Regions from separate parts of the Homo sapiens genome. Here region 2 is linked to region 1. A link is a loop called in an ENCODE intact Hi-C map of the cell type or tissue named here. Cell type or tissue: CD4-positive, alpha-beta T cell. All regions are shown on one strand.

The links. A loop is a pair of places that touch in the nucleus more often than their neighbours do. Peaks named below come from ENCODE experiments on the same cell type or tissue, not always from the same donor. Only the 100,000 strongest peaks of a DNase experiment are listed, where the experiment ranks them.
Region 2: a loop joins it to region 1, with 2.9 times the contacts of the local background. A loop is called at or near these places in 20 of 110 quality-filtered maps.

Annotation. Positions count from the first base shown.
Region 1 is chr2:84,862,947-84,867,946 of GRCh38, reverse strand. The region is part of intron 2 of TRABD2A (TraB domain containing 2A); the gene reads left to right. Among named protein-coding and RNA genes, the nearest start is that of TRABD2A, 16 kb to the left of the region's middle. In CD4-positive, alpha-beta T cell, CTCF peaks have their summits at 2,419 and 2,618 (motif pointing right); a DNase peak (open chromatin) is centred at 2,616; H3K27ac peaks cover 1,290 bases.
Region 2 is chr2:84,629,146-84,634,145 of GRCh38, reverse strand. All of the region lies in intron 29 of DNAH6 (dynein axonemal heavy chain 6), which reads right to left. Among named protein-coding and RNA genes, the nearest start is that of DNAH6, 120 kb to the right of the region's middle. In CD4-positive, alpha-beta T cell, CTCF peaks have their summits at 2,686 and 2,888; a DNase peak (open chromatin) is centred at 2,875.

The sequences.
Region 1 (5,000 bases):
TCCAGTACCTGTTGTTTCCTGACTTTTTAATGATTGCCATTCTAACTGGTGTGAGATGATATCTCATTGTGGTTTTGATTTGCATTTCTCTGATGGCCAGTGATGATGAGCATTTGTTCATGTGTCTGTTGGCTGCCAAAATGTCTTCTTTGAGAAGTGTCTGTTCATATCCTTTGCCCACTTTGTGATGGGGTTGTTTGTTTTTTTCTTGTAAATTTGTTTGAGTTCTTTGTAGATTCTGGATATTAGCCCTTTGTCAGATAAGTAGATTGCAAAAATTTTCTCCCATTCTGTAGGCTGCCTGTTCACTCTGATGGTAGTTTCTTTTGCTGTGCAGAAGCTCTTTAGTTTAATTAGATCCCATTTGTCAATTTTGGCTTTTGTTGCCATTGCTTTTGGTGTTTTAGTCATGAAGTCCTTGCCCATGCCTATGTCCTGAATGGTATTGCCTAGGTTTGCTTGTAGGGTTTTTATGGTTTTAGGTCTAACATTTAAGTCTTTAATCCATCTTGAATTAATTTTTGTATAAGGTGTAAGTAAGGGATCCAGTTTCAGCTTTCTACATATGGCTAGCCAGCAACACTGTCTCTTAAGATAACATATTTCAGAGATATTTTAGAGCACTATAATTATAGACTACAGTGTCATGTTGATTTTATAACACATTCTTAGGGTTTGTGTAGGTGTTTAAGATGTATAAACTAAATTTCTTATAAGACCTTGAGGTTAAGCTAGCAAGGTAGAGTTGTTTAAATTCAGGAGGAAAACGACTTGTTCTTAAAAGTCTTTTTTTCATGTAACTTCCCCATGTTTCATTTCTAGAGATAAACAGTAAAATACTCACAACCTGAGTATACAGCCCAATGACTTTTTTTTTTTGAGACAGAGTCTCACTCTGTTGCCCAGGCTGAAGTGTAATGGCACGATCTCAGCTCACTGCAGCCTCTGCCTCCCAGGTTGAAGTCATCCTCCTGTCTGGGATTACAGGCACCCGCCACCACGCCTGGCTAATTTTTATATTTTTAGTAGAGATGGAGTTTCACCATGTTGGCCAGGCTAGTCTTGAACTTCTGGCCTCAAGCGATCTTCCTGCCTCAGTCTCCCAAAGTGCTGCGATTACAGGCGTGAGCCGCCACACCTGGCCTCAGTGTATGACTTTCAACCATCACTTAACTTCTCTAAACTTTAGTTTTCTCATCTTTCCAATGGGGATAATAATACTTGCCCTACCATCCTGTTGTCAGAAGCAAAAAAAAAAAAAAAAGCAGGAAATTGGAAAGCACTTCATAAATAAGATATAAGCAGAAGGGAGTGAACATACAGTGCCTACCATGAGACAGTCCTCACTGATAATTTTATATTTAACTCTCAAACTTCTCAAGATGAGTGGTATCATTGATTTTGCAAAGGGAAATTGTTTTTCTTCTTGGTTTCCTATAGACAAAGATTTTTTTTCAAAGAAGTTAAAGGAAAAGAGGACAGAAGCATAAAACAGAAGGGCTAGCAGAGGTTGCAAATAAGAGGCATATGGGCTGAATCCGACTTGCAGTTCTGTTTTATGTGGTTAGCATGATTTTTTTTCTTTTTTAATGACTAAGTTGACAATATTTAAAAATTGAGAAATACCATATGGAGAACAGCCTGGATTCTCTTGGGCCATGCTCCCACATAGCAGCAGTTGGCTGGACTGAGCACTGGCCGCCCCCTTTAGATGTGGCCAATATTGTCTTTCCAGTTTGGCCGCAGTCCCCACTCCTCCCTGTTACCTTTCACCTAGACATCTTGACTTCTTTTAACTCATCTGCCTGGCCCCTGTAGGCCTTGTGGCTCTTGGTTTGTGGGGTGTAGTCCCTGAATCTAACTGAAGTCTGGCAACAGGTTAGGACCCTGACACGGATGCCTGGATTTGATCTTGTCATCTCAGGGCAGACATCATCCTTGCCCCTCGGTATCGAATCAAGTTATGACTCCTGTTCTCCTTCACCTGAAGTTCATGCCTGCTTGGTACTGCCAGCTGCATTGGCATTCCCTATGTGAAGGAAGCACATAGCTTGGACCTGGAGGCTCAGCGGAGTGGGCTCAGCAGGGTGGTGTCTCACTTCTTCTCTGTCTGCACAGGTAGGTTCCCCTAGAGAAATGGTCTTGCTAAATCCCATCTCCATGTTCACACATCACCAGGCATCTATGGACAGGCTCCGGGCATAGGGAATTGCAATGCCTGCTCTGCCCATCTAAGCATAGGACTCTCCTGTCCACTTCCCCACCAAGTGATCGGACGTCGTGGTGGGGTGGGGCAGGAATCTGGGAAAGCTCCGGTCTCCTCAGCATGGAATCTGTCCTTTGGGACCCAGTCACATCTTGGCTTGGGCTCTTTCTTGTCATATCCCTAAGTGAACATGAATGTAGCCAACAGTTCTGGAGTTTCCCTCTGCTTTCCACATGCAAAGCCTGCATCTTTGGGCTTTCAACATCCTAAGAGGCAGTTAGTTGGATGTAAAACTCCTTTTGCAAACCCCAGAGTTGACGCTGAGGTGCTCTTATTTGAATTGCTACTGTGCAAAGCATCACTTCTTTGTTATTGTTTACTCTTGCCAATAGATGGCACTAACATATTTCATATTTGCCTTTTTGGCTGTCATTCTTTTGTACTTTCCAGGAGGATGGTCACTGCCAGTTCTTGTTCTTCAGGACCCTAACAACTCACTTTCTCTTTTTTTTTCCCCACAATGCAACATTCAATAGTGGTTTGGGCTCAGTGGACATACTTCCAGATTGTATGAAACTGCAATTCTTGAGCTATAGTTTTGGGGTGTTGGAGAAGATGGGGAGCAAGTTGTCTTTAGTTTGGTCGGTCACCTAATAGAAGAAACAGATGGCTCCAGGATGATTCTCTGGAAAGGTCCAGGGCAGAGTGGAGTGGTTGAGGCAGCCCACTCCCCAGGAGCCCTGTGGTCTGACTGAGGAGGAAGGGGAAATTCCTAGAAGGATGCCACCTCTCTCAGCCTGTGGTTATTAAGGGCTAGGTGGATGCTGGAGGAGTGGGAGCTGGGGAGGTGCTAGATGGCCTGAGGAAGACTCCTGTGGAGGAAGGGGTCAGATTCTTTGAGGATGGGGTGGCCTGCCAGGCCTAAGGAGAGGATCCCGGGGATACCATGTGGTGCCTTGTTTTGTACTTTGCAGGTTTCTGCATATTCTCACATCAGTGCCATGGGTCTTAAGAACAACCCCTGGGGCTAGGAGGTCTCTGTTCCTAGAGGCCAAGGCAAGATTGTGGGGGGTCAGCCAGCAGAGGTCACTGGGGATGGTTTCCTGCTGGACTAACCCGAGAGAGGCCCATCTGGAAGCAGAGGGTGGGCTGGCCTGGGGTCACAGCAAGAGTTAGTGCAGGACAGGCCTAGGTTCTCAGATCTCCTGTTTCTAATCCAACTCTGCCTCTGAGTGTCATGCGGGACCCCTATTGACTTCAGTGGGGATGGCACTAGGTTCAAAAGGCGGAAGAAGAGACCCAGAGCCAGCAAATGAGACACAGGGTTTATTGAGAGGACTGACTTACAGGGTGATCCAGTGGCAGTGGGCTGGACAGGAGAATCCCAATCGCTTGCAAAAAGCCTGCAGTTGATAAATCACCTTCACTTAGCACCTGCTCCTACATGGCAATCCTCATTTAACTCAAAGCAAAGGGCCTCAATCCCTTGTGTGGTCCATGTTCCACAGGATGGGCCAGGGGTTCACATGTTCCTTATAGACAAGGAATGAATCTCTGGATTCCTTAGCTCGGAATTCTGAACACACATTCTTCTTCTGAAGTTATTGCTGTCAGGTGCACCTACACTGAATGCTGCCAACTGCCAGACTTAGAGGAGTAATTGGCTGAGGGATTCTGGCTTCCCCATCATAAATTCCAAAAAAAGCAGGAGATCTCATTAAAAAAAAAAAATTGACTATGATGCTCATAGATGACTTTTCCACATTTTCCATGATCGATTTGGAAGTTGGTTGAAGATGGAGATCCTGACATTCTATTTTTCCTCGATAGTCTTGGTTTAAAATAAAGGCCTAGGAAAAATATGTGAACTTTCTGAAAGAGAACTCTTCCCTTTCTCGTCAGGAGATCGAGACCATCCTGGCTAACACGGTGAAACCCCGTCTCTACTAAAAATACAAAAAATTAGCCAGGTGTGGTGGCGGGCGCCTGTTGTCCCAGCTACTCAGGAGGCTGAGGCAGGATAATCACTTGAACTCGGAGGGCAGAGGTTGCAGTGAGCCGAGATTGCGCCACTGCACTCCAGCCTGGGCATCAGAGCGAGACTCTGTCTCAAAAAGACAAAAAAAAAAAAAAAAAAAAAAAAGAAAATTTGAATAGAGCCTTTCTAAGAGCTATGTAGATATAGACTGGCATCTTAAGATTCACATGGGGCCAGGCGCGGTGGCTCACACCTGTAATCCCAGCACTTTGGGAGGCCGAGGCGGGCGGATCACGAGGTCAGGAAATCGAGACCATGGTGAAACCCCGTGTCTACTAAAAATACAAAAAATTAGCCGGGCGTGATGGCTGGCGCCTGTAGTCCCAGCTACTTGGGAGGCTGAGGCAGGAGAATGGTGTGAACCCAGGAGGCGGAGCTTGCAGTGAGCCGAGATTGCGCCACTGCACTCCAGCCTGGGCGACAGAGCGAGACTCCGTCTCAAAAAAAAAAAAAAAAAAAAAAAGATTCACATGAAGTCTAACCTTTTGGGAGCAATTTGCTTTTATCTCAGTCTTTTGCTTTTTTACATAATTTCCCAACACTGCTATGTATTATTTCCTGTTCTTAGGCATGGTTGGGCTGAAGTGCTGCAGTTACTGTCGGTACCCTGGGAGTCTGACACGTCTATTCCTTGGATAAACCATGTCCCGGCTTTCACATAGGCGTCAATACAGATGTTGTACGTGGACCGTGTCTTCACAAATTAGAAGTCTGGGTGGGTTCTTAGCTCTCTCGGGAGTGTCTTTTGCAGTTATT
Region 2 (5,000 bases), 230 kb after region 1:
TGGAAGCTTTCATTGTCTTTAGAAGGTATTCTACATGGCAGACACACACAAGGACTACTGAGCAGAAGGCATAGCTGTGCAGATTATAGTAGTGATTCTTAATTTCTTCTACAGCAGAATCCTAATGGTGGAGGAAAATAAGAATGTACCATCTAAAGTGTGGCATTTCTTTTGGGCACTTGAGATATTGGTTAAGCATGTATATAAATCTTGCATTATACCATATATCTATCTCTTTAGTAATAGAACTAGTGGTTTTAAATTTCAAGGTGGTCAACTGAACACATACTACTTCCCCCCTTCCTCCGATTCCCACAAATCACAGAAAGGCTGATAGATCTGTGTGCATATCTCTCTCCTTTTCTGTGACCACACTTATACCTGTACCTGCTTGATAAAAACATAATGGAAAGGGAAGCCAGCAGGAAGAAGGTTTTGAAAAAAAAAAAGCTGGAATATGGAAAGCATAGGGAAACAGACTGTTCAACTGAGAAGGGAGAATTGCAGCCCCAAAACAGAGGGAGAGGAGTAATGCCCATCATGAGGTCTCTAAGAAACTCCAAACCCAATATCAATATACACAAGTTGCAATTCATGCAACATGAATACATACATGCAGCAAAGCAGACACAGGCCCTAGAGAAATATTTGGAAATGAGGCAAAGATCCACACTTGGAATGATTGGGTTTATGGGTCCTTCCTCTCTCTGTTCTCCCTTCCTCTCACCCCAAGCAGACTAAACAGGGCTCTTGAGATTTTAGTGCTGAGATCCCCACCAGGCTAAAATGAAGGACTGCCTCATAAGCAAAGGGGGAGATCTGCCTTGGGGAGATATTAATATTAGGAGATACTGGGAGACGATATTAGGCTTGGGAGATAAGGAAAGCAGAGACAAGGAGAGAAAGATGGTTCCAGACTTCCACTTCAGTCGCCGAGATTCAAAAATAATAAAAGAAAGTGAAACCCACTGAAATGTACTACTTTAGAAGGAAAATCCTTATTATTTGGCATTCGATGTGGGCTTTCTCACTTACTGGCTGCTCCGTGTGCATACATTCTATGAAGAAGCCTGCTGGCCACACATTCTATACTTCCACAGAGCTCTTGGTAGTTCTTTCATTCAAGGAAGGGGCATTTGGGGGAAACAAGCTGTTTACACTAATTAAATTAGTCCTTCATCTATACTTATGAACCAATAGGTGAAGATTCAAGAAAGAGAAAGAATGAGAAGAATAAACTAACGGGCAACTTTGGAGAAAGTGGAGATAATTTAGGGAACAGAAAGTAATTTTACAAAATTGAAATGGAATCCTCAGAGAGATCTGGGAGGGAAACACATTCCTAAAATAAAACAAGATACTCTAAAAAAAGGGATTAGTCAGAGATAAGAAACAGTCCCTGGAAATTAGTAATAATATAGACAAGGTAAGAGAAGTTGAATGAATGCATGGAATGATAGCATGGACAGGACTAAAGACTAAGTTGGTGTTCTGTACAACAAAGCTGCAGAATGCTTCCATATTGTAGAGGAATGGTCTTCATACTTAGCATACATGTAAGTCCTGGCATACGTGGAGACTTCCCAAGGGATACTTTTGAACAGTTTTAAAGGAAGTAACAAAGAAAATTCCAGATCTTGATCTGTGACACAGACTCTTTGCTAATATTTTTCTCTTTGAGAACATGTCTGTGGTCATGGTGGTTCTTCATTTCCGTTTGCTCTTCAAAAATGACCCTCTTTCTCTGCCACTCCTGGCTCTGCAGTTTGTGCCTGGCTGAGGAGGAGAGTGGGGGGTTTGAAATCCAGCCCTGACACGGCTGGTGACTTGGTGAACGCGTGCCACAGGTGTAGAGGCTCAGCAGATGATACTGGCAGCCTTGCTCTTATCCAAACCAGATCTTACTGTGGTGCATTGCCCCAGGATGCAAAAACCTCCAGGGTGCCAAACAAAGGAGCAGTTCCAAATATTGATCATGAACGCAGGAATGCTTGCAATGACTGACTGGTTAACAAATACTTTTTCAAGTCAGGTGATCTCCAATTCTTTGTTTTCAACAAAAGTGAAGGACAGGGTCAATGCCTACAGGCCAAAGATAACCAGGACATACCTGTAGTCAGACGCAATTGGGTTTACCACTTGTTCCAACAAGGGAGACCACACTCTGTGGGGAACCAAGGTTTCTCTTGGTAAAAGGATATTAGGAGGACTTGTCATAGGATTTGGGCTTATGTTAGAAAATTCTGGGGAAGGGTCAGTGAAGAAGGGTTTTGCTCTATTAGTTTTTAAGAGCTACTATAACAAATTGCCATAAACTGAAGGGCTTAAAGCAGCAGAAAATTATTCTCTCACAGTTCTAGAGGCTAGAAGTCTGAAATAAAGGTATCAACAAAGCCATGCTCATTCTGAAGGCTCTTGGGGGTAGGATTCTTTCTTGCCTCTTGGTAGCTTCTAGTGGTTGCCGGCAACCCTTGGGATTCCTTGGCTTCTTGTACTGCATCACTCTGATCTCCACCTCCTGTGTATCTTCACTTGGCTGCCTTCTCTCTGTGTATCTATATCTACATTTTTCTCTTCTTACAAAGGCACTAGTTAGTTATTGGATTAGGGCCTGTAGAATTCCAGTATGGCCTCATTTTAAACATCTGAGTCTTTATAAATGTAAAGGCCCAAATTAGGTAACATTCACAGATATTAGGCATGAGGACTTGAACATATTTTGAGGGGACACAATTCAATCCACAACACTGTGGATTAGGTGCTGGTAGGAAGCAGGGGCAAGTTTATGATGGATATAATAATAACATTATACAGGAGGCTGAGGCTGTCATTGGTAAAGGTGAAGCAGTTACACAGCTTAGCCTGGAGAGGGGGATATTAGATTATTTTTTGTGGTTTGGACAGCATTCTTGTGTGTTTTCAGACACGATTATGGCATCTCATTCCATAATGGATGCATCGTGACCTGGTCTGTAGTTGGTGGTCTGTGAAATTGTTTGTGTTCAACCGGAGAAGCAAATAGTCTGAGTCAGGTCGGCTCTCAGCGGAGAGCAGTCAGGGGCTATTTTGTTTTGTTTTGTTTTGTTTTTCAGAGACGAATTGTGTAGCAATTAATTGACCATTAGAAATAAGTTTTGGTGTTATTTCTATCATTTTATTTTGTGATGATTTCTACTTTAAAAAAACTTTTTATTTTGAAAAATTTCAAACATACACAAGAGGTGAAAGAAGGTATATGCCACCCAGCTTAAAATTACCAACATTCTATTTTCAAAATACTCTCCAACATTTTTTGTTGTTATTTTAAAGCAAACCCTAGACATCATATTGTTTCACAATAAACTCTGTAACACATAAGAACCCCAAATTACCCAAATCAATACTGCTAACCTACCCAAAGAAAAACCCATTACTTAATATCTTGTTCAATTGTCCTCAATGGTACTGATATTATCCTTTTACAATTGGTTTGTTCCGACAAAGATACAAGCAAGGTACAAACATTGCATTTGGTTACTGTGTCTCTTAAATCTCTTTAAATTTATAGCAGTTCCCTGAATCCTCTCTCTTTTATGCAATTTATTTTTGAAGGTCTGTAAGTTATTTTCCCTATAGAATTCCCCTGATTCCATATTTAGCTGATTGTATTCTTGTGGTGTTAACATGGTCCTTTATCTCATACACCTGTACTTCTTGAAAACTGGTATTTAAATCTAGAGACTCCATTAGATTCATTAGGTTGAAGTTTAATTTTTTTTTGAACAGGAATAATTCATAGCTTGTATATCATAACAGGAGATATGTATTTTTTGATTGTCAAAGTTGTGATCGATGGATTACTAGTCTGATTCGTCCATTATAAATTTTCCAATTAGTCTTTAGTGGTTTTAGCAATGATGGCCATTGCTAGATATATTGTTTTTTGAAGGTTGCAAAATAGTAATTTCTAATGTTATCATCCCTTCTGCATTTATTAGTTGTGATTATTCTATAAAAATTTTTCCTCATCAACTTTTTTATTACCCCAAAAAACAGTCCACAGAAAAGGCAGGATAAATACTTAATTCTTTTTCTTTATCAATTTTTCAAATAAGTTGTTTCCCTGGAAACCTCTAAGGTAATCAATGAGTTTTTTGTTTTACATTTTTTGGTTAATCATTGTATATTCATGAATTTAAAAATGTTTTATGTGTTTTGATCCATTCCAGTTATTATTATCATTCTTGCATTGTCCCATCTTTGGTCAATGAGATCCTCTTTAGTAACATTCTGATTATTGATATGGTCACATCAATTTTTGGTATTTTGTTGTGGCTATTTCAGATAGGACAGGATGTTGCAGGCTCATTTTATGCATTTCCTGCCCCAGACCTAGAACCAGCTCTGGTTACTTTCAGTAGGAAAAGGTACTTAAGACCACAGTCTGGGTACTAGAGGTGATCACTATTTTTAGGCTGTCAATGTCCCTTTTTAGAGGACAGAACTAAGAGATAATACCTAACTGAGAGAAGAAATCAGTATCAATAACATATTAAAAACACTATTAATCAATTTAAAAAAGCATAAGCAAGCCAAGAGAACATGGAGAAAAGATGTAAATAGGTATTTCACAGATGAGAAATCCTACAGTATAAACATTTGAAAAGACATTCAACCTCATTAGTAACCAGGAGAATACAATGGGATACCATTTCATACTCCTCAGACTGACAACAGTTATGGAACCTGACAGCATGGGCAAGGATGTGGAGCATAGGCAGCTCTTATACATTTGCAGGGGGAGTATAAATTACCACAATCACGGAAGAAGCATTTGTCCTTATTGAGTCAATATGATACGTATATGTACCTTGAGACCAACTCCTATATTCCAAGCCAAATAAACCAGGCACCCATTCACCTGGAGATCTGTGTAATAATGCTTATTGCAGCATTGCTTACAGTAGCAAATACTATATTAGAAACAACCCAAATACCTATCAGAAAGAGAATGGATGAAA